3 separate regions of the Homo sapiens genome follow, and all the other regions are linked to region 2. The links are chromatin loops, found by intact Hi-C in ENCODE. Cell type or tissue: OCI-LY7. All regions are shown on one strand. Links, peaks and the distances in the headings refer to the core of each region. The heading gives the core; the rest is flanking DNA. Region 1 overlaps BCL9L (BCL9 like). Region 2 holds the start of LOC105369519 (a long non-coding RNA gene). Region 3 has its middle 13 kb from the start of CXCR5.

Region 1 (7,348 bases), core at 1,196-3,695, 220 kb before region 2:
ATGGGAAGGCCTGGCCCGAGGCAGGAGGCGCAGCCAGCCTTAGTGCCTGGGCCTGGGTGGGGGGCAGAGGGGACTGGCAGCCAGCTATGCTTGCGGCTTCTGGTCCCTTCTAGTTCTTCCCTCCTTAAAATGGTTTGAGCAGACCCCCTCCCACCCTACTGTGGGGTCCGAAGGCCGCCTCTGGCCTCAGTCTAGCTGGAGGTGGGAGCTGGAGTAGGGGGCGGTGCCTGCCTCCCTCCCCCCTCCCCGGAGAAGCCGGCAGACAGGGCCAGGCGGCAGCAGCAGGACAGCAGAGCTGAAATAAATCTGAGCTGGTGTGGAATGAGGGGGGATAAATATCCTCTCCCGTGATGTGATCTTTCCAGCGGCTATTAATAGGTCTCCGGGGAGGGGGAGGCGGCGGGGGGAGCGGGCTGGAGCTTAAAGGGCCCGCAGCCTAGGCTGCAGGAATCCTTGGCTTCAAGCTACACTCCCCATCTGCTTGACACACCGCTCCCCTCCCCCTTTCCTCCTGCTTCTGCCTGCCGGCCTGGCCTGCCAAGCCCCCCTCCTCAGGCCTTCCCCTCCAGCTGTCTGGACCAGTGGGTAGCACTCCCTGGTGTGCGTTTTCCCACTGTCCCTGGGGAATGAGACCCGGGCATGTGCAGTGACCCCAGGTCCTGTGGCCCTTCTCTGCTGGTGTTGGGACATATGGGAGTTGAGGTTTGAGACCTTGGAAGGAGTCTGAAGACAGCAGATCTTAGAAGAGAGGATGCTTAAGTCTGATACAGAGGACAGGGTTGCCACAGAAGCTTGCAGGCTGATGGGTGTTTTGGGGCTGAGGTGGGTGAATTCTGCCAACTCTAGGCCCTGGTTTCCATTCAAATTGTGGAGGCTAGGGGGTGGAGGGTTTCCCCATCTCCACTCCCCAAGGTGGATGAGGGCTTCAGCCCTTGTCTGAGGAAGCCATGGAGGGAGGTAGAGAATAGCTGGTGGTGGTCTTGAGATACCACCCCTTCCCCCCACCCTCCCCCATTGTTAGGGGAGGCAGGATGGGGTAATTAAGTTGCAGGCATGCCTAGCCCCTAGCAAGGTTAACTTTTCACATTTCTCCCACCTCCTCCCAGGTTACCCCACCCCAGGAGGAGAGAAGCTCCAGGGAGCCCGCCGCTGTCCCCCCGCGGTCATTGCCCCCCTGCCCCAGCCAAGCCAATGCACCCAGAAAATAAATTGACCAATCATGGCAAGACAGGGAATGGCGGGGCCCAATCTCAGCACCAGAATGTGAACCAAGGACCCACCTGCAACGTGGGCTCGAAGGGCGTGGGGGCGGGGAACCATGGGGCCAAGGCCAACCAGATCTCGCCTAGCAACTCAAGTCTGAAGAACCCCCAGGCAGGGGTGCCCCCTTTCAGCTCGCTCAAGGGCAAGGTGAAGAGGGACCGGAGTGTGTCTGTGGACTCTGGAGAGCAGCGAGAGGCTGGGACCCCATCCCTGGATTCAGAGGCCAAAGGTACCCCATTTCCTCATCCCTAAGACCCTAGCATCTCCCATAGTCCAAGGCTCAGATGTTCTGGGAGATCACCTCTCTGCTCCCTGCTTGTCCAGTCCTCATCCCACGTTCTTCTCCAGTATTTCTGCATGGGTACCTTTCAACACCCACCAACCAGATCATTCGGGATTGGGGTTGGCCATGATGCCACCCATGGAGGGGCCACACAGAGTGGTCGGACTTCTGGACTCCTTCCCCTCCTGCTTTCCCACCAGAGCTCCAGAAGGGGAGAGGGAGGTGCCATGGAGTGAGGAGCAGACCCCAGACCCACACACTTCCAGGAGCCTCCGTATCCCGGCTGGTGGGAGCCCTTTGGGAGCAGGCACTGGGGCCTGGAAGAGTAGCAGCAGCTCCCCCTCCCCTCCAGCCCTAATTAGAACCAGTTGTGGTTGGGGATTATGCTGTACTTGGTGTTGGGGGGGAGGGGAGACAGGCATGGGGCTATAGAGAGAAATCAGAAACAAATGGTGGCGTGGTGGGGGCCACGGGCTGGCGAAGTGCCCACCATGGCCTGGGCAGTGCCCTCTAGGGTGGGGCATCTTAGAGAATGGATCTGGGAGGGACCCTGGGTGTGGGAGAATAATGGGGCCTCTAGGCACTCACTCTTTCCTCCGTCCTGCCTGGGCAGAGGTGGCGCCGCGGAGTAAGCGGCGCTGTGTGCTGGAGCGGAAGCAGCCGTACAGTGGGGACGAATGGTGCTCTGGACCGGACAGTGAGGAGGACGACAAGCCCATTGGGGCCACCCACAGTGAGTGCCTGTCGATGCCAGGGTGCTGTAGCCCGTGATGTTCCTGGGGGATGGACTTGAGAGGACTGAGCCTGGGAAAGAAGTGAGGACTGGGAGTCCTGGATTTTTCTCTCCCATCCTACCTCTCAGACTCTGTCCCTCCCTACACTGCAACTGCCTCGCCTCTGCCTTCCAGGTGCTCAGTGACCCCCTCTCCCTAGGGACCCTAGGTGGGGCAGAGTGGAGTGGCCTCCTTCTTGGTCACGTCACCTGCACCTCTACCTGTGAATTCCTGGCCTATGCTGCCACCTACTGGTTAGTGGAGGGAGGGCGGTGAAGCGTCCAGGGACACTGGGAGCCGGGCAGTTGGCTCTGCTGTGCAAAGCCCTGCTAAGCCTGGGTGTGAGTTGCCACTTGGCCGTGTCTCTAGTGCCCTTCCCTAACCTCTAATTGACTCCTGGCAAGTACCCAGGGTGTGTCACCAGGACAAGAAGTGGGTGTGGAGGGATGCCCACTCCTCCTCTGATTCTTTTATGGATTCGCCTATATCTTGTCCTTCCATGAGTGATGGGGGAGAGCCAGATGTAACCCCTGCCCCTGGGAAGCTTGTACATATTTTTTTTCCCTCAAAGTTTACGTTTACATCTTTTTGAGGAGAGAGACATAAGAAACTAGCCAGAGAGGCTGGGTGTGGTGGCTGTCACCTGTAATCCCCAGAATTTGGGGAGCTGAAACCGGAGAATTGCTTGAGCCCAGGAGTTCAAGAACAGCCTGGCCAACATAGGGAGACCCCATCTCTAAAAAGAGAGAGAGAGAGAAAGAAAGGAAAGAAGTAAAGAAAGAAGAAAAAGAAACTAGCCAGAGACTATTAAATTGTGAACTCCTTGAAGGCAGGGACCATAGAAAGAAGAAAGAAAAGAGTACATTGGCTACTTTGCTACTCTGTTTTATTTAATCCTTACAACAGCCCTGTGAGGTCAGTGTTATCATGATGCCAATTACAGAGGAGGAGAGAGAGTCAGCAAATGTTATGGAGTGAGCAGACTATGTCTGTGACAGGGGTGTAGAGGGTCAAATACCAAACCTCTACAGCTAGCTGGAACCTCACAGACCATCCTGTATCAGTTCTCTCTCCCCCGTGGGACTAACCTGGTGGTCGCCAAGCCTCTGGCTGAACCCTTTGATGATAGAAGCCTTTACTGCTTCCCAGACCAGACACCTCCCCCCATAGCCACCACCTCCAGTTCACTTATGTCACATCAGACTGCACCATTGTAGAAACTTTGTGAGTTTTATTTATTTATTGTTTAGAGACAGGGTCTCTCTCTGACACCCAGGCTGGAGTGCAGTGGTGTGATCACAGCTCACTGCAACCTCAAACTCCTGAGCTCAAGTGATCCTCCCATCTCAGACTCCCAAGTAGCTGGGGCTCAGGCATGTATCACACCTGGCTAATTTTTGTAGAGACAGTCTTGCCATGTTGCCCAGGCTGATCTTGAACTCCTGGTCTCAAGCGATCCTCATGCCTTGGCCTCCCAAAGTGCTGGAATTACAGGAGTGAGCCACTGTGCCTGGCAAACATAGGGAAATACAAAGTAGAAATTGCTAACATCCCATACTCAAGGCGACTATTTTAGTCGTACTACCCTTAGATTCTTTTATTTATTTATTTATTTATTTATTTTTGAATCGGAGTTTCACTCTTGTTGCCCAGGCTGGAGTGCAATGGCACGAACTCGGCTTACTGCAACCTCTGCCTCCTGAGTTCAAGCGATTTTCCTGCCTCAGCCTCCCGAGTAGCTGGGATTACAGGCACCTGCCACCACGCCTGGCTAATTTTTGTATTTTTAGCAGAGGTGGAGTTTTAGCATGTTGGCCAGACCGGTCCTGAACTCCTGACCTCAGGTGATACACCTGCCTCAGCCCCCCAAAGTGCTGGGATTACAGGCGTGAGCCACCCGGCCTGATTCTTTTTTTTTTTTTTTTTTTTTGAGACAGAGTCTCACTCACTCTGTTGCCCAGGCTGGAGTGCAGTGGCACAATCTCGGCTCACTGCAACCTCCACCTCCTGGGTTCAAGTAATTCTCCTGCTTCAGCCTCCCAAGTAGCTGGGATTACAGGCATGCGTCACCACGCCTGGCTAATTTTTGTATTTTTAGTAGAGATGGAGTTTCACCATTATGGCCAGGCTGGTCTTGAACTCCTGCCCTCAAGTGATCCGCCCGCCTCGGCCTCCCAAAGTGTTAGGATTACAGGCATAAGCCACCGTGCCCGGCCTGCCCTTAGATTCTTGAAGAGTTCTTACTGGAGGGGCGATAGAACGTAGACATTGACAGGACTAGTTCTGCCATCAGGCTGCCTTCGTTTGCAACCCAGGTTATTTCTGTAAATTTGGGAAAGGGCCTCAGTTTCCTCATCTGTAAAAGTATTATTTATCTCATAGGGTTGGTATGAGGAGTAAATGAGGTTATACATGTAACATGTTAGCTTTTATCATTGTTATTGTACTAGAAAGTTCCTTGTTGGACTAAGCCCTGCCTGTCTCCCCATAGCTCGTATCCAAGAGCTACTCAGCAGCCTTCACACATTGAGGTCAGCTCTCAAGCTCCCCCGCAAATTTCTGGCTCTGCTCTTCTATGTAAAATTGGATAGATAGGGTCCAGAGCAGGGCCGTTTTGGGGTGGGTCCATCAGAGAAGAAGGTGCAGAAGAAACTTTTTCCAAAGAGGGCAGCCTGACACTGGGCCCATGGGAAGGTGGTCACTGCCCTGGCTGGATGGAGACAACTTCAGGCAATCTGTCTCCCATTAACTGAGAATGCTGGTACTTACTGTCTGCGGGCCAGGAACTGTGACTTGCTTTTCTTGGCATGCGAATGGGTCTACCCACTCACCTAGACCCGTTGTAGATTTTTTTCTACGCTAAGACTTACAGTCAAGTGTCTAACCATGGAACAAAACTTCCCTTGGTGCTGAGGGCAGCTGGTCTGTCTTGAGAGTGTTTCCAGTATGTCAGCTTTTTCTAACTGTTTTTTCTTTCTTATTTTTATTTATTTATTTATTTTTTTGAGACAGTCTCGCTCTGTCGCCCTGGCTAGAGTGCAATGGTGTGATCTCGGCTCACTGCAACTTCCACCTCCTAAGTTCAAGCAATTCTCATGTCTCAGCCTCCTGAGTAGCGGGATTACAGCCATGCGCCACCATGCCCAGTTAATTTTTGTATTTTTAGTAGAGACGGGGTTTCACCATGTTGGCCAGGCTGGTCTTGAACTCATGACCTCAGGTGATCCGCCCGCCTCTACCGCCCAAACTGCTGGGATTACAGGCGTGAGACACCGCTCCCGGCTCTCTGTTTTTCAAATGGATTTTTTTAGTCTGTGACATTGATTTAAACTTACTGTTAAAAAATATATTTCTTTGGCCTGCCCCCTGTGCAAGGAGGAGGTTAGTATTTTACATTTTATAGATGAAGAAACCGAGGCTTAGAGGGATGTCTGGTTCATAAAATCACAAAGTCAGTTAGTGGTGGGGCTAGAGTGAAAAACCATCCATCATTTGGATCATCAGCTTGTGTACCCTCTCTGCCTTCTCCCTAACTGGGTCACTAGACTGTGTGCACATACACTTACCCAGTGAGAGGGGCAGCAGCTCAGAGCGGAGCTTCAGAGTCCCGGCCCTGGGTTCAGTTCTGGCTCTGCACTAACTGGCTGTGTAACTGTGGGTGAGGAACTTATTTCCTCCTTTGTTAAGTGGAGTGTGTGACACGTTCCTCCCAGGGTGTGTTGATGAGATGAAATCACACCTGTTAAGTCCCCAGCAGAATGCCAGGCCCATGGGAGCCTGTGGAGAGGACACATTTTCTCTGTCCCTGCTCTCCACATGGTCACCACTCTTGCCATCGTGGAAACCAGCCTGGTGAGAACACCAGATACTGACATCAAATGTCCCTGTGGGCACGAGCTGTAAGGCTGTGAGCATCAGTGGGAGGGGGCATCAGCTGGTCCTTCTTGTATCTAGACCACTTAGCCCCTTTCCCTGTCCTCTCTCCTGCAGATTGTAATGTAGCAGACCCAGCCATGGCGGCCCCACAGCTGGGTCCCGGCCAAACCACCCAACTGCCCCTCAGCGAGAGCAGCGTGCCAGGCGCCCCGCACGGCCCTCCTCCTGGCCTTCGGCCTGATGCCCCTGGGGGCGGGGGCGGGGGCGGGGGCGTCCCCGGAAAGCCTCCCTCGCAGTTCGTATATGTCTTCACCACCCACCTGGCCAACACGTAAGTGCCTGGTGGGCAGGCCAAGTCTCTCTCTCTCTCTGCCCAGCACCTCTCAGCCTGGGGTTCCGAGGGAGCCCCGTGCAGGGGCAGGGTGGGGTGGGTGAGGGTGGGGCTCCCTCCTGCTCACCTCTCTGAGCTGTCGGTGCCCCCACTCTGTGCAGGGCTGCAGAGGCAGTGCTGCAGGGCCGGGCCGACTCCATCCTCGCCTACCACCAGCAGAACGTGCCCCGGGCCAAGCTTGACCAGGTGAGCGTGGCGCCTCTGTGAGCAGCAGGACTGGGTGGAACGTCCCCTTACCTGTCTCATGCTCTCTTTGTCCTTCTGCAGGCCCCTAAAGTGCCCCCCACCCCAGAACCGCTACCCCTGAGCACGCCGTCAGCAGGCACCCCGCAGTCCCAGCCACCTCCACTGCCGCCGCCGCCACCCCCGGCCCCTGGCAGTGCCCCGCCTGCTCTGCCCCCAGAGGGGCCTCCTGAGGACAGCAGTCAGGACCTGGCCCCCAACTCGGTGGGAGCTGCCAGCACAGGTGGTGGGACTGGGGGCACCCACCCTAACACCCCGACGGCTACCACCGCCAACAACCCTCTGCCTCCTGGAGGAGACCCCAGCAGTGCCCCCGGCCCTGCCCTGCTGGGGGAGGCAGCCGCCCCTGGAAATGGGCAGCGCAGCCTGGTGGGCTCAGAGGGCTTGTCCAAAGAGCAGCTGGAGCATCGGGAACGGTCCCTCCAGACGCTGCGAGACATTGAGCGACTGCTGCTCCGCAGCGGAGAGACTGAGCCCTTCCTCAAGGGGCCCCCAGGAGGAGCGGGTGAGGGGGGCCCA
Region 2 (7,348 bases), core at 1,702-4,201:
ATCCCTGGGACTGCAGAGCCTGTGGGGGAGAAAGGGAATGTAACTTGAGTTGGGGTCACTTGGTTGCATCTGAATTTGCTGGTATTGGGCTGTGGCAGTGGAACTCCTGGCCTGGCAGGGAGATGCCTAGTTGTCTGGGCATGGTAGCTCCCTCACCCCATGCCCTGTTCCCACGGGGAGAGAGGAAGCCGCAGTGGTTGAGGTGAAAACCAGAGGTCGTGCAGCCCTGGCAGACAGAGGCAACCACGGACAGCTGCAGCAGGCTGGTGACTGGCCCACAGGCACCCTCCACACCCTTGCTGCAAAAATTGCTGTCGTGTGCAGAATTTCGGAAACGTGCAAAGCCTGAGAGTGGGTGCTCAGGAGCCCTCCCTGGTGTGTGCAGGCAGCCCTCGGTGACTCAGCCCAAACCCCAACCATGGGCATCAGGCAGCTGAGGGCTAAAAAAAAAAAAAAAAAAGTTTCTGATGTACAGATGGCTGTGGTTTGAGTAGAGGAGTAGGAGGAGAGAAATGGAGCCTTCCTTGTCTTGCTCCAAGCTCTGGTTGAGGCGTAGGCCCTGCTCTGGGAGGAGGAGGCGGCAATGAGGCACACAGGCTGGGGGTCAGGCTGCGAAACAGCAAGCCTGCCCCTTGGTGGTCTGCCCGCTGCCCTACCTGTGTCCTCCCCACCAGCTCCTCCTCTCCTCTTGTTTCAGGGAGTTCTCTCCTCCTCTGTCTCCCCTCACTGCAGGCTCATGTCCTGTTTACCCTCTGGGATCTCTCCTGTCCAAGGATGACTCAGAGATGGGCCTGGAACATCAGGAGAGCCGGAATGCAAGAAAATAGAGATGAGTTCGGGCCTGCCCTCATGACCAACCCACCAGCCTTGGGCAAATCCCGGCAACCACTGTGTGGTTCTCTGCAGAATGAGAGGCTTGGCCTGAATGAACTTGAGGCCCCTTGTGCAGTCATAATAGGCCCCATAATAGGCACTGGACCTGCAGGCCTGATACCAGATGCAGCTGCCAGAGCCTGGCCTGAGGTCCAAGAGCCCACTGGCCAGAGCCGGTCCTCCCTCCCTCTCCTCCTCCAAGCTGCCCCTTGAACTGTGCAGGCCTCTTCTCAGGATTGTTCTAGCAAACTTTCTGCTCCAGCTTCCTAGTCTGGGTGTGAGAGGCGGCCTAAGGGCCTGACCACAGCACCCGGGCTCAAGCCCTGACCCTAATATTCTCTCTGTGACCCAGGGCAGGTCAAGGCTCTTTCCTGAGCCTGAGTTTCCATCACCAGGGACAGAGATGAGTGACCCTGTCCTGTCTCCTGGACTCAGGCGATGTCCACCCTTCGTTCCACATGGATTTATGGAGCTGTGGCCACATCAGCCACTTTACCAGCTCCTGCAAGAACAATAATAATAGAAGAAAAACAGCTGGGCACGGTGGCTCATGCCTGTAATCCCAGCACTTTGGGAGGCCAAGGTGGGAGCTATCATCTGAGGTCAGGAGTTCGAGACCAGCCTGGCCAACATGGTGAAACCCCATCTCTATGAAAAATACAAAATTAGCCGGGCATGGTGGCGCACGCCTGTAATCCCAGCTACTCGGGAGGCTGAGGCAGGAGAGTCGCTTGAACTTGGGATGTGGAGGTTGCAGTGAGCCAAGATCGCGCCATTGCACTCCAGTCTGGGCAACAAGAGAGAAACTCTGTCTCCAATAATAATAATAATAATAGAAGCAAAACAGTAACAGAAGCACGGTTTGAAGTAGAGAGAAGTTAGGGCCCGCTGGTGTGGGTGAGCGGAGGGTGTGTTAGAGAGGATGGGGAGGGAAGGTGTCTCTGAGGAGGTGATGTGTGAGCAGAATTGTGGCAGGAACCATTGCTGAGCTGATCTGGGAGAGGACAGTCCAGGCACGGAAAGGGCCGTGCAGAGGCCCTGAGGCACTGTTCAGGGATTGGGAAGAAGGCCTGTGTGACTGGGGCAGAGTGGGAACAGGTCCAGGGAAAGCGGGGCTCCAAGCAAGAGGGTCTGGGCTTGGGCTCCAGTGGTAGGACTAGGGACGGGATAAAACCCCAAACCCTTTCCCCAGATGAGGGGATGTGGATGAGCAAAGTAGCTCAGGACGGGGCTGAGCAAGCAGTAGCCCTGATTCCTCCTGAGACGGAGGCCTGGCCCAGGAGCTCAGGGAAGGAGAGCCCAGCAGGCAGTGAACATCTACCCAGTGGTGCCAGAGACAGTGCAGGCAGCCCAGAGGAGACAGGACAGGCTGGGGTTTCCTGGGGAGGGTGGGGAGACTTCCTGGAGGAGGTGAGGCGTTAGAGTAGATGCTGCCCGTCTGACCTCAGAAGTTCTTTCTAGAGGGCTCCTGTAGGGCCCAAAGGCAGCACTGCCCCAGGGAACGACTCCCAGGCCACAAAGTACAGAATCCTGCCGGCGCAGCGCTTGGCCGCCCTGAACACAGTCCTGTGGGATGAGCAGACCAGTGCCTGGTTCGACTACGACCTTGAGAACAAGGAGAACCGGGAGTTTTACCCATCCAACCTCACTCCACTCTGGAACGGGTGTTTCTCTGACCCTGGCGTGGCGGACAAGGCTCTGAAATACCTGGAGGTGAGGGCACAGAAGGTGGCTCTGGCCCACTGCAGGCAGCACTGCCCCCTCCCGACCCTGAGCAGGACCTGCAGGGGAGGCCGCTTCCTCCGGCTGTGCCCCTTGTCCCAGCCGGCAGGTCCCGCGGAGCCACCGGGGGGCAGCTGTGAGCCGAGAAGAGAAGGGCCAGGAAAGGGACATCTGGCTTCCCGCCGGGCCCAGCGTCCTGGCTCCCAGTCCAGCCCCACCCACAGTCACGGGAATGTCTGGAACCTTCTAGGGCAGCCAGATCCTGATCTACCAATATGCCCCAGAATTGGATCCGAACCAACTTTGATGTCTACCAGCAAGTCAGCCATGTATGAGAAGATGAGCTGGCCTGAGCCCTCCCCGTACCCCCAGGGCGTCCCCGTGGTGAGGCGGGAGGGTCAGGCTTGGCAGGGCTCAGGGCAAGCGCAGCTGGGATGGTGGCGGCGCCCAGTGGGCACTCCTGGGCACTGCAGGGGCTGCTGGGAGGCAGAGCGGCTTCTCCCGACAAGGATCCCGTTGTTTGTTGTCCCTGTGGCTGGGGGTGGGTGGGGTGGGGGCAGTGCCTGACCTACGGCCCGCCCTCTTATTCCCAGTATGACATTAGCAACGGTGGAGAGCCCGGTGGCGGAGGGGAGTATGAAGTTCAGGTGAGCAGGCCAGGGGTGGGCTGGCCATCACCCTACAGGAAACTCCTGGGCTCTGCTGCCCACGATCCCCGCCCCAGGCCTCAGTGTGCTCACCTGCATGTGGGCCTGGAGGAGGAGCTGACTGGTGCTCCCTGTACCGCTAGGGTTAGGCAGGGCCAGTGCCCCTGGGAAGAGAGCCCACAGCCCCCACTGAGAGGTGACAGCGTGCTGGCAGTCCTCACAGCCCTTGCTCGCTTTTGGCGCCTCCTCTGCCTGGACTCCCACTTTGGCGGCACTTGAGGAGCCCTTCAGCCCACCGCTGCACTGTGCGAGCCCCTTTCTGGGCTGGCCAAGGCAGGAGCCCACTCCTTCAGCTTGCAGAGAGATGTGGAGGGAGAGGCGAGAGCGGGAACCGGGGCTGCGCGCGGCGCTTGCGGGCCAGGTGGAGTTCCGGGTTGGCGTGGGCTTGGCGGGCCCGCACTAGGAGCAGCCGACCGGCCCTGCTGGCCCCGGGCAATGAAGGACTTAGCACCCGGGCCAGCGGCTGCGGAGGGTGTACTGGGTCCCCCAGCAGTGCAGGCCCACTGGCGCTACGCTCGATTTGTCACCGGGTCTTAGCTGCCTTCCCCCAGGGCAGGCCTCGGGACTGCAGCCCGCCATGCCTGAGCCTTCCCCCGCCTCCCTGGGCTCCTGTGCAGCCCGAGCCTCCCCAAGGAGCACTGCCCCCGCTCCACGGTGCCCAGTCCCATCGACCACCCAAGGGCTGAGGAGTGCGAGCGCACGGCACGGGACTGGCAGGCAACTCTACCTGCAGCCGGGGTGCGGAATCCACTGGGTGAAGCCAGCTGGACTCCTGGGTCTGGTGGAGACGTGGGGAACCTTTATGTCTAGCTCAGGGATTGTAAATACACCAATCGGCACTCTGTATCTAGCTCAAGGTTTGTAAACACACCAATCAGCACCCTGTGTTTAGCTCAGGGTTTGTGAGTGCACCAATCGACACTCTGTATCTAGCTGCTCTGGTGGGGCCTTTGAGAACCTTCCTGTCCATACTCTGTATCTAACTAATCTGATGGGGAAGTGGAGAACCTTTGTATCTAGCGCAGGGATTATAAATGCACCAATCAGCGCCCTGTCAAAACAGACCACTGGGCTCTACCAATCAGCAGGATGTGGGTGGGGCCAGATAAGAGAATAAAAGCAGGCTGCCCGAACCACCAGCGGCAATCTGCTGACGTCCTCTTCCACACTGTGGAAGCTTTGTTCTTTTGCTCTTTGCAATAAATCTTGCTACTGCTCACTTTTTGTGTCCACACTGCTTTTATGAGCTGTAACACTCACCACGAAGATCTGCAGCTTCACTCCTGAAGCCAGCGAAACCACGAGCCCACCGGGAGGAACGAACAACTCCAGACGTGCTGCTTTAAGAACTGTAACACTCACCGTGAGGGTCCGTGGCTTCATTCTTGAAGTCAGTGAGACCAAGAACCCACCAATTCCGGACACACCACCAAGGGTTTGGGGCTTCCCCAGAAACCTGGCCCCACTGCCCTGCCTCTCCCAGGAGGGCTTTGGCTGGATGAATGGCGTGGTCCTGATGCTACTGGACTGCTGTGGTGACCGGCTGACCTTAGGGGCCCAGCTGGCTTTCTTGGAGCCCCACTGTCTGGCGGCCACCCTTTTTCCCAGCCTCCTGCTCAGCCTTCTGCCACAGTGACAGCCCTCCCCTCCTCACCTGGCCCCAGCTCCTGTCCCATTAAACCTCTGCACCAGTTCCTGTCTTCCCCTGCCTCTTCATGCCCTCCTACCTCCCAGCCTGTCCTCTGATCAGAGTGAGGTGGGGGGCAGGGTCATGACCTGGAGGGCATGGGTAGGGGCCTAGCTCCCTCCTGGAACCTTCAATAGGGTGGAAATCCTGCTCTGGGGGGAAGACCTATCCCTCCTACCCCAAGTGCCCCAGCGCCAAGCCCCACACCTCCAGCCTTCCACTCACTTCCTTAGTCTGAAGGCTTTACAAATACTGAAAACCCCAGCCTGGGCCCAGGCAACCAAGGGCTCAATGCTGGGAAGGAGAGCAGGGGAGGTGGGGCCCGAAGAAATATGTATAATTTATTTCTGCCCCTGATATTATTCCTTCAAAGGAGTCTGAATTTGAATGGATTGTCTCTGATCTATTTATCCCCCAGGGCATCATTAAAACAATTGTAAAATCAGCTGGCAATTAGTGGAGTTTAACTGCTGGATGTGCTCAGGGAAAGAGAGGAAGGGAGCCCTGCCAAGACCACTGTCACCCCAGAGTGGCTGTAGCCATCCCCAAAGCTGTGTCTCCCCGAGGAGCAACCTCATGGGCTTAACACAGAGGGTGGGAAATAGACCAGGACCATAATTCAGCCAGTTGCTCCCCAAATACACAAATGAACAATAGCACGCTCTGGGTAGAGTGTGGTGAGGCAGCCAGTACCCAGCATTGCTACAATATGTTATCTAAAATGTTTGTTTTCCTACAAAAAATTACGAGACACACACAAAAAAACAGAAAAGTATGACACACACACACACAACCAGGCAAGAGAAATTGTCTTATAGGAGTGACCACTAGGCTGGGCACGGTGGCTCACACCTGTAATCCCAGCACTTTGGGAGGCTGAGATGGGTGGATCACCTGAGGTCAGGAGTTCGAGACCAGCCTGGCCAACATAATGAAACCCTGTCTTCTACTAAAAATACAAAAATTAGCTGGGTGTGGTGGCGGGCGCCTGTAATCCCAGCTACTCGGGAGGCTGAGGCAGGAGAATCGCTTGAACCCAGGAGGTGGAGGTTGCAGCGACCCAATATTGCACTGCTGCACTCCAGCCTGGGCAACAGAGCGAGACTCCATCTCAGAAAAAAAAAGTGACCACTATATACTAAAGAAAGGGTATCAATAAACAGATGGAAAGTATTAAAAAGGGCCAGGGGGTATAGTGGCTCACCCCGGTGGTCCCAACATTTGGTAGGCTGAGGCAGGCAAATCACTTGAGCCCAGGAGTTCAAAACCAGCCAAGGCAACATAGTGAGACCCCATCTCTACAAAAATAAAAAATTAGCCAGGTGTGGTGGTGCACACCTGTAGTCCCAGCTACTCAGGACGCTGAGGTGAGATTGCTTAAGCCCAGGAGGTGGAGGCTGCAGTGAGCTGTGATTGTGCCACTGCATTCCAGCCTGGGCAACAGAGCAAGATCCTGTCTCAAAAATCATAATAATAAAAAAATAAAAATTAAAAAAGGGCTGGGTGTGATGGCTCACACCTGTAATCCCAGTGCTTCGAGAGGCCAAGGCAAGAGGATCACTTGAGGACAGGATTTCAGGGCCAGCCTGGGCAACATAGTGAGCTGTAATTTTTAAAATTAGCCAGGCATTATGGCACATGCCTGTAGTCCCAGCTATTTGGGAGGATGAGGTGGAAGGATTGTTTGAGCCCAGGAGTTCAAGGTTGCAAGGAGCTGTCATTGAGCCACTGCACTCCTGCATGGGTGACAGAGGAAAACTCTGTCTCTAGAAAATAAAAGAAAAAGAAAATACAAAGAGAACCGGCCAGGCACGGTGGCTCATGCCTGTAATCCCAGCACTTTGGGAGGCCAAAGTGGGAGGACCACCTGAAGTCAGGAGTTCGAGACCAGCCTGGCCAACATGGTGAAACCCTGTCTGTACTAAAAATACAAAAATTAGCTGGGCGTGGTGGGGCATGCCTGTAATCCCAGCTACTGGGGAGGCTGAGGCAGGAGAATTGCTTGAATCCAGGAGGCAGAGGTTGCAGTGAGCCGAGATTGTGCCATTGCACTCCAGCCTGGGCGACAGAGTGAGACTCTCAAATTAAAAAAAAAAAAAAAGAACTAAATGGGGGTTTCTTGTTTCTGGCTTAGGGTGTAAGGAGTGTGGCAACTGTCACTCCATCTTAACAACAGTAAAAAGCTGAATAAACAACACCCGCAACTCTTCTTAGATCTGTCAGAGAATTAAGGTCACAGAGCAAATTAAGGTCACAGAGCTGCCTCCAAAACTGGAGACAGACAGGCAGATCCAGAGAGTCACAACTTACCAGAGTAGACACCTCCACACTGGGTTTCTTTTACCCAGTACTGGTTTGG
Region 3 (7,348 bases), core at 1,866-4,365, 180 kb before region 2:
GAAGCTGGTGGTGTTTAAGGTGTTTTCATTCCTTTCTTTTCTTTTCTTTTTTCTTTCTTTCTTTCTTCTTTCTTTCCTTTTCTTTCTTTCTTTTCCTTTCTCTTTCTTTCTTTTCTTTCTTTCTCTTTCTTTCTTTCTCTTCCTTTCTTTCTTTCTCTTTTTTTTTTTTGATGGAGTCTCGCTCTCCTCACCCAGGTTAGAGTGCAGTGGCAAGATCTTGGCTCACTGTAACCTCTGCCTCCTGGGTTCAAGCGATTCCCCTGCCTCAGTCTCCCGAGTAGCTGGGACTACAGGTGGGCTAACATGCCTGGCTAATTTTTGTATTTTTTTTTAGTGGAGATGGGGTTTCACCATGTTGGCCAGGCTAGTCTCGAACTCCTGACCTCAGGTGATCCATCGTCCTCGGCCTCCCAAAGTGCTGGGATAACAGGTGTGAGACACCACACCCGGCTAAGGTGTATTCATCTCAACTTCCAAAAAACAGGTATGAATGGCTTACCAAATGCCAGGCTTCAGCAGTGGACAAGACAGACTGGCCTAACAAAAGTCTCTTGCGAGGATGGTCGTGGGTCCTCAAATAACTCACCAGTTTATCGTTAGTATTCCTTAAACCCCCACAACATTACAGGCTCTGAACCAGGTGCTGGCAGAGTGATGAGAAACAAAATGAAGCATGGCTTCCACTCTGCGGTAGCTTATACCCTGGTGAGGAGGGAGGCATTAGACCCATAAACTACGTGCTTAGTAATAATAATAACTTATAATATCATTAGAAAATGTGAAAGTGCTATGAAGAAAAAGAACAGGGTGCTAAGAGAGCAAATAACAACGTGAACTCAATCTCTGTAAACTAATAACCATGACTGTAATGCTCCCAGATTAATTTACAGTTTATGAAGCCCTCTCCCATTCTTGGTCTCATAAGGGCCTCATCCCAGCCTGTGGAGACAGGCAAGCAGGCGTTCTTGGCCTATGTTATTTCTGAGAAAACTAAGTAAGAGTCTATAGGTCTCATGCATCATATAAGTCTACCCAGTTAGTGAGGAACCCCAGCTAGTTCTGACTCAGGGCCCAGAGCTCTGTCCTCCAGGGAGAAAGAGATGAGCCGGCCCTGAGCAGGGCAGCTAGCCTGCTTGTTCTAGAGGAGAAGCTCAAGACATCAAATGGTGAAAGGTTCATCTTCCCCATGTTCAGTCTGGACGGAGCCTCGCAGTGAGGCTAGTGTGAAGAACTGTGGTCAGCAACGCGGAGCTTAGAGGCTTGGCCTTGGGTGGCCCAGAGTGGGGCAGGCAGGACAGAGTGACCTTGAAAACAAAGGAGCAGGAAACGCCGAAGAAAAAAGATGCTGAAGCGGCATCATCAAAGGCGGCCGTGGAACTAACTCAGCAGTGAAAGTGAGCCAGGCCCAAGGCAGAGGTGATGGGCCAACGAAACTCCTCACCGCATTCACCGTCGCAATTGGAGACATGATTGAGGCCGGCCCACCTGCCGCATCTGCACCTTGATCACGGAGCTCCTCCGAGAGAGGTTTCCAAATGACTCGGCCCTGCTGCCCCAGGAAGGAAGCCTTCGGGGCTGCAAGGTGGGGGCCACTGGGTGGGGGCCAGGCACCTGAGAGTAATTGATGACACAGCAGTAGGGGACAGGGCTGCTGACACAGTGGGACCGGCGCTGGAGGTGGCAGAGATGGAGCAGCCACCTGGCCTTACCTACCCAAGGGGGACAATGGGAAATCCCGCCAACGGCTCTTGTGAACAGAGAAGCAAGTGCCAACCCTGGTGCCACAGTTTATGTCCTCTGTAACCTGGCCCCAATTCCCCGCTTTTGTTTCCCAGATATAAATATTTATAGAATGTCAGCCGGGCGCGGTGGCTCATGCTTGTAATCCCAGCACTTTGGGAGGCCGAGGTGGGCGGATCACGAGGTCAAGAGATCGAGACCAGCCTGGCCAACATGGTGAAACCCCCGTCTCTACTAAAAATACAATAATTAGCCAGGCATGGTGGTGCATGCCTGTAGTCCCAGCTACTCAGGAGGCTGAGGCAGGAGAATTGCTTGAACCCAGGAGGCAGAGATTGCAGTGAGCCGAGATCGCGCCACTGCACTCCAGCCTGGGTGACAGAGCGAGACTCCGTCTCAAAAAAAAAAAAAAAAAATTTTATAGATTGTCTACTGTTTTTTCCCAAATTTATTTCTTGGTTCCCCCATTGGGGGTGCACTGTCCTCCAGCCAGTTGAACCCCAGTAGCGTTCCCTCTTTTTGGTGCCCTCCACCCCCTCTGCTTAAAGATTTCTCCAGTTCCTGGGAATTCGGGCGCGGCCCTTTCCCATAATATTCCTCTGGATTGACCGAAAAGCCTAAATTACTCCTCAAGGGCCCATTCTCAGGTGCCCCTTTTCTCGTACAAAGAGACTCCTGCTAAATTCAAGGTTAAACCGTTGCGCCCCGGCCACCCACAACGCAAAGGTGAGATCGGGCACCCTTAACCTGTATTTTTTGAACCCTGGCAGCCCCAACGCTGATAAGTGATACTCTAATTTCCGCACTAAGCCCATATCACAGCCTTTGGGTGACAAAGCCATTTATGATTCTTCCTTCCTCCCCTTTCCTCAAGAGCTTTGCACCCCACAGGAGTACAATAACTGTGTTTGACAGACTGGCTGAATGAATGAAGAGGGAGTGAGGTTGGAGCCAGTGGAGGGTGGGGTGGGAAATCTGGGGTGGGTCTGAGTTTGGCTCTCCTGGGTGTTTTTCTGTGGCCTGCCTGTGGTGCTCATTCTCATCAGGAGAAGCAGAGGAGCTTTGGATCTCAGCTTGGATATCAGTAGCTGTGTGACAGTGGCCAGTCTCTCTTCTTCGCCCTGTGTAAATGGCACAACCCATCTCAAAGGTTATTGTGAGGATCAATGCGTGATCAATACACGAAAACACTCAGTGCCTATTAGGTGCTCAGTAAAGTTTGTTGATGAATTACACAAGTGACAGTAATTTTTTAGTCTCTTTTTTGAGGTTGGGGTGGGGGTGGGGTGGCCATCTACCCTACTCTTCCTTTCAGTACTGACATCTGTGACCTTGTCAGGTCTTTCCTACTAGATTATAACCCTGCACAGTGCCAGGAACGCAGGGCAGCGCGAGCAGTCAACAGAGGTTTGGTGAATGGATGGATGAGCACATGTGTGATATGTAAATCAGTAGTCTCTGGAGTGTAACATCCTACTTCCGATTAAGCAAGGTGCTCTGGAAACTACAGGAGCATAAGTGGCTGCTGTTGCTGTTGTTCTGCCTCTGGACAAGAGGAATTCATGTCTTCTGGGTGGTGATCCAGCTCCACGATCCTCCAGGGTCCCCTGCTGGCTACTGTGGGGGTGCTGCTGGGAGAGAGGCTCAGCTTGTCGGTGAGGGCAGTCGCTCTTTGCTGCAGGCTGACCCAGAAAACAAACTGGTGCTTCTTGCCCCTCCCAGGCCTGTGGTGGGGAGGAGAAAGCCGCAGGGCACTGAGCCCTATGAACCAGTCCAGTGTCCAGAAAAGGGACGATGGCCAGGCTTCAGGGCTGTGGAACTCGCTGTTCTGGAGGCTGAACCCGGGTCAGCTGCAGAGGGGACTCCTTGGGCTGGGCAGTGGGGAAAGAGAGCAGCCAGGGAAGTGCCCAGGGACAGGAAAGAAGGGGCCCCAAGCTGGCCTCAGCAGCTTTCTGTGCACGCAGTTTCTTCTCTGAGGTAAGCAGTTTGAGCTCATCATAGAGAAGGTCTCAGAAATGAACAGTGCCACAAAAGTCTTGTGAAAGGCTTGTCTGTCATCTGAGGCTAGTGCACAGTGACGCGGTGTGTGGGGTGTGCCCTTGAGAGAAACCGGCTGTGCTGCTGCCCAGCAGCCACTGAGCTGGAGGAATTTGCCGTCAGAAGACCCTAGGGAGGCCGCAGTCTCTCTCCGGCCTGTTTCTCTCCAGGCAAACTAAACCTGTGGGTAACTTGCTTCCAGAGGGCTGTTCCACTCTTTCCTCTCCAAGCTGGAGGTCTCTGGTGGGGGTTTCCTACAGCCCTGCTAAAGGCAGAGAGAAGCGGCGAGGGTGTTCTCTTTGCCCCGTCCACGTACAAAACAGGCCAAGGCTTTGGGCTGTGTGACCTGGAGCCATGTCTCAGAGGGCGCTGGGAGCTCTCCAGGCCTTTCTCCAGCCCCCACATTTGTGTTTAGCTGGAGGCAACCTGAGCCTGCGCGGGAAAGTAAACAGTTTCGTTGTTTGGGAAGCTTTTATTAATAGTTACAGATTACACTTTCTTTAAAGGCTTTAAAGAAAACAAGGTGTAATCTGTAACCAATTTTTTTTTTTTTTGAGACAGAGTCTCACTCTGTTGCCCAAGCTGGAGTGCAGTGGCGCCATCCCGGTTCAAGCAATTCTTTTGCGTCGGCCTCGCAGGTAGCTGGGATTACAGGTGCCCGCCACCATGCCTGGCTAATTTTTTTGTATTTTTAGTAGATACAGGGTTTCACCATGTTGGTCAGGCTGGTCTCAAACTCCTGACATCAAGTGATCCACCCGACTCGGCCTCCCAAAGTGCTGGGATTACAGGCATGAGCCACTGTGCCTGGCTTGTAACTGTTAATGAAAGCTTCTTCCAGCATTAAAAAAAAATCTAATTACATAATATTTTTAAGTTAAAATATTTTTAAATTTAATAATTGTTATTATTATTTTTTTTTTTGAGATAGAGTTTCGCTCTTGTTGCCCAGGCTGGAGTGCAATGGCACGATCTCGGCTCACTGCAGCCTCCGCCTCCCCAGTTCAAGCGATTCTCCTGCCTCAGCCTCCCCAGTAGCTGGGATTACAGGCATGTGCCACTACACCCAACTAATTTTGTATTTTTAGTAGAGATGGGGTTTCTCCATGTTGGTCAGGCTGGTCTCAAACTCCCGATCTCAGGTGATCGGCCCGCCTCGGCCTCCTAAAGTGCTGGGAATACAGGTGTGAACCACCTCGCCTGGCCTAAATTAAAAAATAATATTTACCCATTGTTTTTGTAAATGACTTTGCAGTAGAAGCCCTTTGGTGGGGACTGTTCTATGCACTATACAAAAGATAAAGTTGGCCAGGTGTGGTGGCTCACTTCTATAATCCCAGCACTTTAGCAAGACAAGGCAGGAGGATTACTTGAGCCCAGGAATTTGAGACCAGCTTGGGCAACATAGGAAGACCGGTCTCTACTAAAAAAAGAAACCAAACAAACAAATTAGCTGGGCATAGTGACGCACACCTGTAGTCCCAGCCAGCTACTTGTGAGGCTGAGGTGGGACAATTGCTTGAGCCCAGGTGTTCAAGACTGCAGTGAGCCCTGATTGTGACAGAGTGAAGCATGAAAAAAAATTGTAAAAAAAGGAAAATGTATAGTTTTGCTTTCTTTCTTTTTTTTTTTTTTTTTGAGACAAGTTTTGCTCTGTCACCAGGCTAGAGTCCAGTGGCGAGATCTCGGCTCACTGTGACCTCTGCCTCCCAGGTTTAAGGGATTCTCCTCCTCAGCCTCCAGAGTAGGTAGGTCTACAAATGCGTGTCACCATGCCCAGCTAATTTTTTTTTTTTTTTTTTTTTTTTTTAGTAAAGACAGGGTTTCACCATGTTGGCCAGGATGGTCTCAATCTCTTGACCTCATGATCTGCCTGCCTTGGTCTCCCAAACTGCTGGGATTACAGGCATGAGCCACCACACCTGGCCAGTTTTGCTTTCTTTTTCTTTCTTTTTTTGAGATGGAATCTCTCTCTGTCACCCAGGCTGGAGTGCAGTGGTACGATCTCAGCTCACTGCAACCTCCGCCTACCAGGTTCAAGCAATTCTCCTGCCTCAGCCTCCCAAGTAGTTGGGATTACAGGCTTACGCCACCACGCCCAGCTAATTTTATGTATTTTTAAGTAGAGATGGGGTTTCACCATGTTTGCCAGGCTAGTCTTGAACTCCTGACCTCAAGTGATCCACCCACCTTGGCCTCCCAAAGTGCTAGGATTATAGGCGTGAGCCACTGTGCCCAGCCTGCTTTCTTTTTATATGAAGGATATATTATTCATATTTCAGTAAGTTAACATTTTATTTTATTTTAGAATCAACATTACATATAATTGGAAAATAGTGGGGAAAATCAGTCATAATGTTGTGATGGGAACTAATATAACTTTGTCCATCATCTTTTTTCTTTATTATATATATATATGTAGATATATAGTTTTTTTTTTTTTTGAGACAGGGTCTCACTCTGTCACCCAGGCTGGAGTGCAGTGGCATGATCATAGCTCAGTGCAGCCTTGAACTCCTGAGCTCAAGTGATCCTCCTACAAAATTATCCCAAGTAAACTAAATAAGAAGGCTTTCCAGCTGGGCGTGGTGGCTCACACCTGTAACCCCAGCACTTTGGGAGGCCAAGGCGGGCGGATCACCTGAGGTCGGGAGTTTGAGACCAGCCCTACCAACATGGAGAAACCCCGTCTCTACTAAAAATACAAAATTAGCTGGGCCTGGTGGCGCATGCCTGCTATCCCAGCTACTTGGGAGGTTGAGGGAGGAGAATCACTTAAACCTGGGAGACGGAGGTTGCGGTAAGCCGAGATCGTGCCATTGCCCTGCAGCCTGGGCTTTCCATGAACTGGGCAATTGTTGGAAACCAAGTGGATGTGGGTTGCTAGCTGATTCCAATATGTGCCTAGAATTAGAATATTGATCCGGATTTTTACATTACTCATCCCTCTTGTTTCATCTGAGCTGCAGTCAGAGATCACTGATTGGTTCACAGCAATAAGCAGGTGAGTCTAAATTGCAGAAAACAAGCTCAAAAACAACTGATAAGACTAGAATCTAGTAACAGGTGTACCACAGTTACTGAAACATATTTTTTTTTCTCCAGTCTCCCGTTTTTACTAAAGAAAAATCACGGTAAGACCAATTTGCTTTATTATATTCAGTCTGATCATTTGTATAAAGTGCAGCAAGAATAATTATTTTTCACATAGGATTTTTATAATTGACTTTGATGGAACTTTCTTCCATAAAAAGAATCTCAGATAATACCTTTTTAAAAGCCAAGCCTAGCCATGGGTTTGTACTGTCAAACACCTATAGGAGTTGCATAAATTCCTTTCCTCTTGAGGTCCCGAGATAACTTGGGGCTCCTGGGCCTGTCAGAAAGTGACATTCTTTATTTACCACAGGTCAGAAACCCTGTATAAGGACTGTGCAGACAAGGCACATGGCCAGTTTTCCCAAGGGGCTTTATTGCCTCTATAAGTCAAGTTTGATTCCTTAAAGGAAAGCGCATCATTCCATTCAAAGCCTTGGTAAAATAACCAGTTTCTCCAATTGTGTCCTGTTGC

Evidence for each region. A loop is a pair of places that touch in the nucleus more often than their neighbours do. Peaks named below come from ENCODE experiments on the same cell type or tissue, not always from the same donor. Only the 100,000 strongest peaks of a DNase experiment are listed, where the experiment ranks them.
Region 1: a loop joins it to region 2, with 6 times the contacts of the local background. A loop is called at or near these places in 20 of 110 quality-filtered maps.
Region 3: a loop joins it to region 2, with 7 times the contacts of the local background. A loop is called at or near these places in 16 of 110 quality-filtered maps.

Annotation. Positions count from the first base shown.
Region 1 is chr11:118,902,414-118,909,761 of GRCh38, reverse strand. It overlaps BCL9L (BCL9 like), which reads left to right. Exons shown (of 10, transcript NM_001378213.1): 4 at 1,107-1,492; 5 at 2,160-2,279; 6 at 6,310-6,526; 7 at 6,688-6,772; 8 at 6,854-7,348. Among named protein-coding and RNA genes, the nearest start is that of MIR4492, 4.6 kb to the left of the region's middle. RefSeq lists enhancers at 1-501, 2,230-2,299. In OCI-LY7, for the core only: CTCF peaks have their summits at 2,368 and 2,570 (motif pointing left); a DNase peak (open chromatin) is centred at 2,561.
Region 2 is chr11:118,685,623-118,692,970 of GRCh38, reverse strand. It overlaps LOC105369519 (a long non-coding RNA gene), which reads right to left and starts at 3,422. Exons shown (of 4, transcript XR_007062909.1): 1 at 3,336-3,422; 2 at 1-19. It also overlaps the pseudogene TREHP1. RefSeq lists enhancers at 463-722, 2,774-2,893, 4,378-4,892, 4,893-5,408. In OCI-LY7, for the core only: CTCF peaks have their summits at 2,473 and 2,684 (motif pointing right); DNase peaks (open chromatin) are centred at 2,680 and 3,000; H3K4me3 peaks cover 351 bases.
Region 3 is chr11:118,866,738-118,874,085 of GRCh38, reverse strand. No RefSeq gene overlaps it. Among named protein-coding and RNA genes, the nearest start is that of CXCR5, 13 kb to the left of the region's middle. RefSeq lists enhancers at 1,314-1,503, 3,366-3,445 and silencers at 3,876-3,965, 3,976-4,025. In OCI-LY7, for the core only: CTCF peaks have their summits at 3,183 and 3,383 (motif pointing left); DNase peaks (open chromatin) are centred at 3,165 and 3,815; H3K4me3 peaks cover 1,740 bases; H3K27ac peaks cover 1,813 bases.